Regions from separate parts of the Homo sapiens genome. Here region 1 is linked to region 2. The links are chromatin loops, found by intact Hi-C in ENCODE. Cell type or tissue: heart left ventricle. All regions are shown on one strand. Links, peaks and the distances in the headings refer to the core of each region. The heading gives the core; the rest is flanking DNA.

Region 1 (2,899 bases), core at 104-2,603, 50 kb after region 2:
TTTCAAAGAAAGTGCCCCCTACTCCTGGAAATGTGGGGAGACAGTGTCGCCTACTCCCAGGAATGGAATAAACAGTGCACCCCACTCCATGGAACGTGGAGAGACAGCGGCCCCCACTCCTGGGAATGTGGAGAGTCAGTGGCCCCCACTCTTGGGGATGTGGAGACAGTGGCCCCCATTCTTGGGGATGTGGAGAGAAAGTGGACCCCACTCTTGGGGATGTGGAGAGTCAGCGGCCCCCACTCTTGGGAATGTGGGGAGTCAGTGGCCCCGATTCTTGAGAATGTGGGGAGTCAGTGGCCCCACTCCAGGGAATATTGCCCTGGGCCATACTCTGGGCAACAGGGAAGCTGCAGCTATGAGTGGGGCCTGTCTCGGAGGAGGCCCGACCACAGCCCAGTACCAGGGCTTGGGAAGCTGGAATGCCCATCTGGGGTGCAGCAGGAGCACCAGCTCAGAGACAAGTCTCAGCATGCACCAGGGAGCTTCATGCAGCCCTGTGTCCCCAACAGGAGACGTGCATATGATGCTGAGAACGGGGGTGGTTGTCGGGGTGGCCCCGCTTCCCATCATTCCCAGTGCTCCATGGGGACCTCCTGTTTCCTGTGTCCTTAATGCCTGGCTCTGCGGCATTGGAGGCCCCTGTGCCTGAAGGAGAACCCTGGCAAGGGTGCAGAGAGGGTGTCCTTGAACTTCAAGGTCTGTCTGCCACCTGGGCCCTTTGGATTCCTATGTCCAAGGACCAGCAAGAAGAGGAGATGGCACCTCGTTGGGGTCAACTGACCCTGGCCGGCAGGAGGAGGCAGGGCTGCGGCAGCCCAGTGTGGCCTGGGAGAGACACGGGCAGACTGCAGGGGACCCGTTCATGTGCCCCTTGTACTCCTTGGCTAGGTGGACCATGAATGGACAAGTAAAGTGGCCCTGGCCCAAGAAGGGCCTGTGCTGGGGCCAGACCATGCAGGTGAGAGGTGAGGGGAGTGCAGACTGGGTGGAGGAAGAGGGAGATGGTAAGTGCTGCTCACAGCCCCAGAGGAGCTCCAGTGAGCGGGGGCTGTGGTTTGTCCCAGGAGCCCTGTTCCCAGGGCCCTGTGAGCTGCTCTTGCATCATGTGTAGGGAAGTGGATGACGCAGCACAGGGGTGTCATGCAGAGCTGCATGGAGAAAGGGCTCCCTGCCCACTGCGAGGAGTGAAGACAACTGATGCTCGAGTGTCCAGAGCCTCCAGAATCCACCTCGGCTTTCGTGCCAACATCAGGCTGTTCTTGGGGTTCCCCTGGCCAAGGACTTAGCCAGGCAGCGGTACAAGGGCCCAGCCACTTCCACCCAAGGGACACTCTCCTGATGCCCGACCCTTGCTCCTGTGGTCCCTTAGCTTGGCAGAGCCCTTCGCAGGGGACACTGGGACTTGGGGGCTGCCTCTGCCCCATCCTGCAGCCATGTCTGTATTTTCATAGGTGTCCTCCCAGCGCACCTTGTGCTCATCCGACTCCATCTCAGCATCTTCTCCTCTGAGAACTCAGCTCGCAACAACCCAAATTTTGGCTTTTTAATCCTCCTCCTGACAGAGAAATGATAATCGTTTCTAACGAGGCCAGAGTCTTCATTCACTCACCAAATCCTGATTTAATGCAAGGTCAGGGGAGAAAAAGCTCTGCAGCGACCCGAGAAAACACAGCCCCAGGCAGCATGGACAGCAAGTGCAAAGGCCCTGGGGCATGACCTCATTGGGTACAGTCAGGGAACAGCAAGGGGAATAGGAAGGCTGGAGTTGGCTGAACAAATGTGCAACCAGGTGGCTAGAGGGATTCCAGGCCAGACCTGTGGGTCTTAGTCAGGCACTGCAAGCACTTAAAACTTTACTCTGAGCGAGGCAGGGCTGATGCAGGGCTCTGAGCAGAAGAGGGACGGGTCTGTCTTATGTTGTAACAAGATCATTCCACCCCCAGCCGCTGTGTGGAGAGTGGTTGGAAGGAGGCCAGGGCAAAAGCAGGAGGATCACTGAGGACATTGGTTTTGTAATCCAGGAGCCAAAATGGTGGCTTGGACTGGGGTGGGGGATGTGGAGTTCTGAGGGTGGTAGGATTCTGGGTGCCTCCAACAGATGCGAGGTTGGGGAGTCGGAGAAAGACGAGCCAAGCCTGGTGCCCAGACATCTGTGCAGGAATCAGATGCGGAGATGAGGTGGGAGCAGGAGGGAGGAGGGAAGCTGGCATTGGCCTGGTTCTGATGGAAAAACTTGTCAGACAAGAGTGAATGGGAACCTCAAGGTTGCACGCAACTATCTGGGTCTGCAATGGAGCCTGGGCACGAGAGTCGGCACAGAGGCAGTCCATGTGGTCATAAGCAGAGAGGTCACCAAGTCTGCGAATGTGGATGGAAAGGGACCAAGCCAGGCCCCGCAGCATGGAAAAGAGAGGAAGATGAGGACGCTGAGCAATGAAGCACAGACTAAAACGCCCAGATGGTGGGATACACCCAGGAGGGTCCTGCCGCCTGGGGCAAGGTGTAGGCAATAGCTCAAGGAGAGAAAGTGACCCAGGGAGGTGCCGGATGTGAACGATTATTCAGGTAAGGGGGTCCTGAGCCAGGACCTTGGGTGGAGTGCCTTGAGGGGGTCACTGCTGAGCTTGGGGTGTGTTAAGGAGAGGACAGGCTGGGGTCAAGTGGAGACACAGTGGAGGAATCGTCTGGGTGGCCCGTGTGTTTGCTGGTTTTCAGATGAAAGGAATATCCTTCATCAGGACGTTGGAAGGACCCTGAAAGGGGATCTTTTCCCGGATAGCTGCATGGCTCTTTCACTGTCCTCCTAATTTTGACTTTCAGATCATATCCTTTTGGGATTTGGTGAGTGAAGGAAGACTCCAAACTCACTAGCAACTGTTATCATTTCTTCCTTAGG
Region 2 (2,899 bases), core at 104-2,603:
GCTGCACCTGCTGCCCTCTTGCCCAGGCCCTCTGGTATCACCCTTGTCCTGGTAACTCACGCACGCCCTCTGCTGTACTGTGCCATCCTGACCCCCAGGAGTCTGGCCTCCCTGGTCTCCCTTCCTGTTTGTTCTGGCATTGAGCCCCCCACCATCCGCCAGAGACACTGCTAACCATGGTCCCAAGACGCCTGCTGGCAAGTCCTCTCCAGGATCCCTGGGGCTCTGTCTGGGGCTCCCAGACCAGAGGGGTCAGACAGAAGGCCCTGGAGGGTGCCTCGAGGGACTCTGGCACCCCACCAATGGCTAACTCCCTGCTCCCCGGGTTAGCTTGTCCCCTGCCCCTGTGTTAGCTTCCCCCTTGCCCCCTACCCCTGGGTTAGCTTGCCCCCTGCCCCTGGGTTAGCTTGTCCCCTGCCCCCCGGGTTAGCTTGTCCCCTGCCCCCCGGGTTAGATTGGCCCCTGCCCCTGGGTTAGCTTGGCCCCTGCCCCCCGGGTTAGCTTGGCCCCTGCCCCTGGGTTAGCTTGGCCCCTGCCCCCTGCCCCCCAGGTTAGCTTGCCCCCTGCCCCCCGGGTTAGCTTGCCGGGGAGACCCAGCTGCCAGGCATCCTTGCTGAGGTTGCCCACCGGCCCGCTCAGCAGGCCTCATCCTGGAGGAACCTGTCCCTCTGGGTCTGGCCCCCAGGGTCCCCGCTCTTCCCAGCTCCCACACAGGTGCGGCCAGGCCAGGGCTGGCACCCACAGGCTGACAGCCCCACCCCTCAAGCCTGGTCTCCACCTTCTCAGCTGGGCCCCTGGCCCTGCCCACTCCCCTCTGGCCCAGGCCGGGGCTGCAGCCCCAGGCTCAGAGTGTAGTCTCCAGCCTGTCCCCCGGCTCCCAGCCCCAGCCAGCCCAGGCCTCAGCCGGCCTGAAACCAAAGAGAAAATGCCTGTTTATGCCAGTCATGCCGAAAGCAAAACAGTTTGTGGTTTGTGACCCAAATTTTTTGCCTTTTTTTTTCAGAACATAACAAAGCCCAAGACAACTCCCTCCCCGCTCCCAGCCCTCCCCCCAAGGCAGACAGAAATGATCTGTTTACACTGGCCGCGGCACATTCCGGCCGCCAGCCCGGCCCTCTCCCCAGTGCCGTGCCCTCCGTGCTGGGCTCCTCCTCGGTGGAAGGGGCTGCTGAGGCCGGGGAGAGGGGACCGCACCACAGACCTGGAGCGAGGGTGGGGCTTGCTTCCTCTGGGGGATGGCTGAATGAGATGTGTCTTGGGGGTTGGGGGTACCGGGGTGCATGTCCATCTGGGAGTTGGAGTGGGGACTCCATGCTGCCTGCACAGGCTACACAGGGAAGGATGGCAGGAGAGCGGCCGCCTGCAGCCGCTCCCTCCAGGGAACCCCTCTCCAAGTCTGCCTTTCAGTACCCCCTTCACATAGACAGGTGCTTAGACCCTCAGGGTGACAGGACCTATTACCTACCCACCCCCTCTACTGCACTCCATCCTCTCGCCTCCTCCCTCCTTGATTGTCCAAAGCCTGAGACCCCCTGACTCAGCTCGGCCGTGGAGCACACAGAGATGGGGATGCCTCTGCCCTTGAAAGCCTGCAGCCCCAGAGTGGCGGTGTCAGTGGGGTGGTGGGTGTGGAGGAGGGTGGCCCCAGACTGCATTGAGGGAGGGGGGTGCAGGCACATGTTGGAGCCCAGTGGTAGGGGGCAGGTGGGACCCCAAGGTGCCATGACTGGAAGCAAGAACAGGCCCCTCCCCATCTTCAGACTGTTCCCACGTGCCTGGCTCTCCCAGGGGACAGAAAAGTGGTGCAAACCTTCACCTTCCCCAGGCCTCCTCGGAGTCCTCCTCGGAGTCCTCGGAGAGCCAGAATTGCCCCTCTCTCCTTCCAGCCTCCTCCACTGCCCTCTCCTGATCGCCTCCTCCCAGTCTTCATTCTTTGTTCGCGCACTTGGCTATGCCTGCTCCTGGTGCTGGGGAGCCAGGGCTTCAGAAGAAGGAATTCCTGGGCCAAGGGGACCTGGTGGTGTGAGCGGGGTGAGGCAAAGGCACCTGGAGGTCTGGGGCTGAGAAAGACCATGCAGACAGGGGTGCTCCTCCCGCGGGGTCGGACAGGAGCGTGGGCATTGGCAGGACGTGGGTGGGAAGGGCGTTCTAGGCACAGGGAACCGCATGTGCAGGCACAGGTGTGCACACATGGAGGGAGATGGCTGCAGCTCAAAGGGCCTCGGTGCTGAGCCAAGAAGCTGAACTTGACCTTCAGTGAGCTCTGGGAGGCGGGGAGGGGCTTTTAAGGGGAGAGTGAGCCACTCTAGCCATCAATTCTGGAGAGATGGTCTAAGTGTGGGAACTCCTGGAGCCTGAGAGGGTTTGGAGGTGCACTAGCGGGTGGGGTGGGTGGGGTGGAAGGGGTGGTGCTGGGCCGGGCGCAGGGAGGCACCCCAGCTGGGAGGAGCTCGGTGTGGCCCAGCAGCATCGCACGCATGCACGGATGGGGTCATTTCCACCCTGCCCCCAGCCCCACCAAATGCAGACCCTGGCTCCTCAGCTGGGGGGAGTATGGGGAGCAGGGAGCTCCTCCTGCCTCAGGCCCTGGGGGCAACCCAGGTCTGCCCACTCTCAGGCTGGCTGGCTCCCCCGCCTGGCTGGGAGCATCACTTCGGGAAGGTCTGGCCGAGTACCTCTGCTTCCCTTCCCCTGCCTTGTCGTCCCTGGCCTCCCGTCTATCAGGAACAGATGTGCCTCTGAGCAGGAATCCTAGCTATTTGGTTTAGCCAGCCACTCTCGGGAATTTCTGATAAGGCAAATTGGTTCTCTGCAGAGTCGGTGGAGGTAGTGGGGGAGAAGACAAGCAGTGCCCACCCCCACCTTTCTCCTGCCGAGGACGGGGCCTAGGATACGCCCC

The links. A loop is a pair of places that touch in the nucleus more often than their neighbours do. Peaks named below come from ENCODE experiments on the same cell type or tissue, not always from the same donor. Only the 100,000 strongest peaks of a DNase experiment are listed, where the experiment ranks them.
Region 1: a loop joins it to region 2, with 2.0 times the contacts of the local background. A loop is called at or near these places in 7 of 110 quality-filtered maps.

What each region holds. Positions count from the first base shown.
Region 1 is chr11:2,070,987-2,073,885 of GRCh38, reverse strand. No RefSeq gene overlaps it. Among named protein-coding and RNA genes, the nearest start is that of MIR483, 62 kb to the left of the region's middle. In heart left ventricle, for the core only: no CTCF peak of the experiment used is centred there; a DNase peak (open chromatin) is centred at 1,124; H3K27me3 peaks cover 145 bases.
Region 2 is chr11:2,120,653-2,123,551 of GRCh38, reverse strand. No RefSeq gene overlaps it. Among named protein-coding and RNA genes, the nearest start is that of MIR483, 12 kb to the left of the region's middle. In heart left ventricle, for the core only: no CTCF peak of the experiment used is centred there; no DNase peak of the experiment used is centred there; H3K27me3 peaks cover 1,030 bases.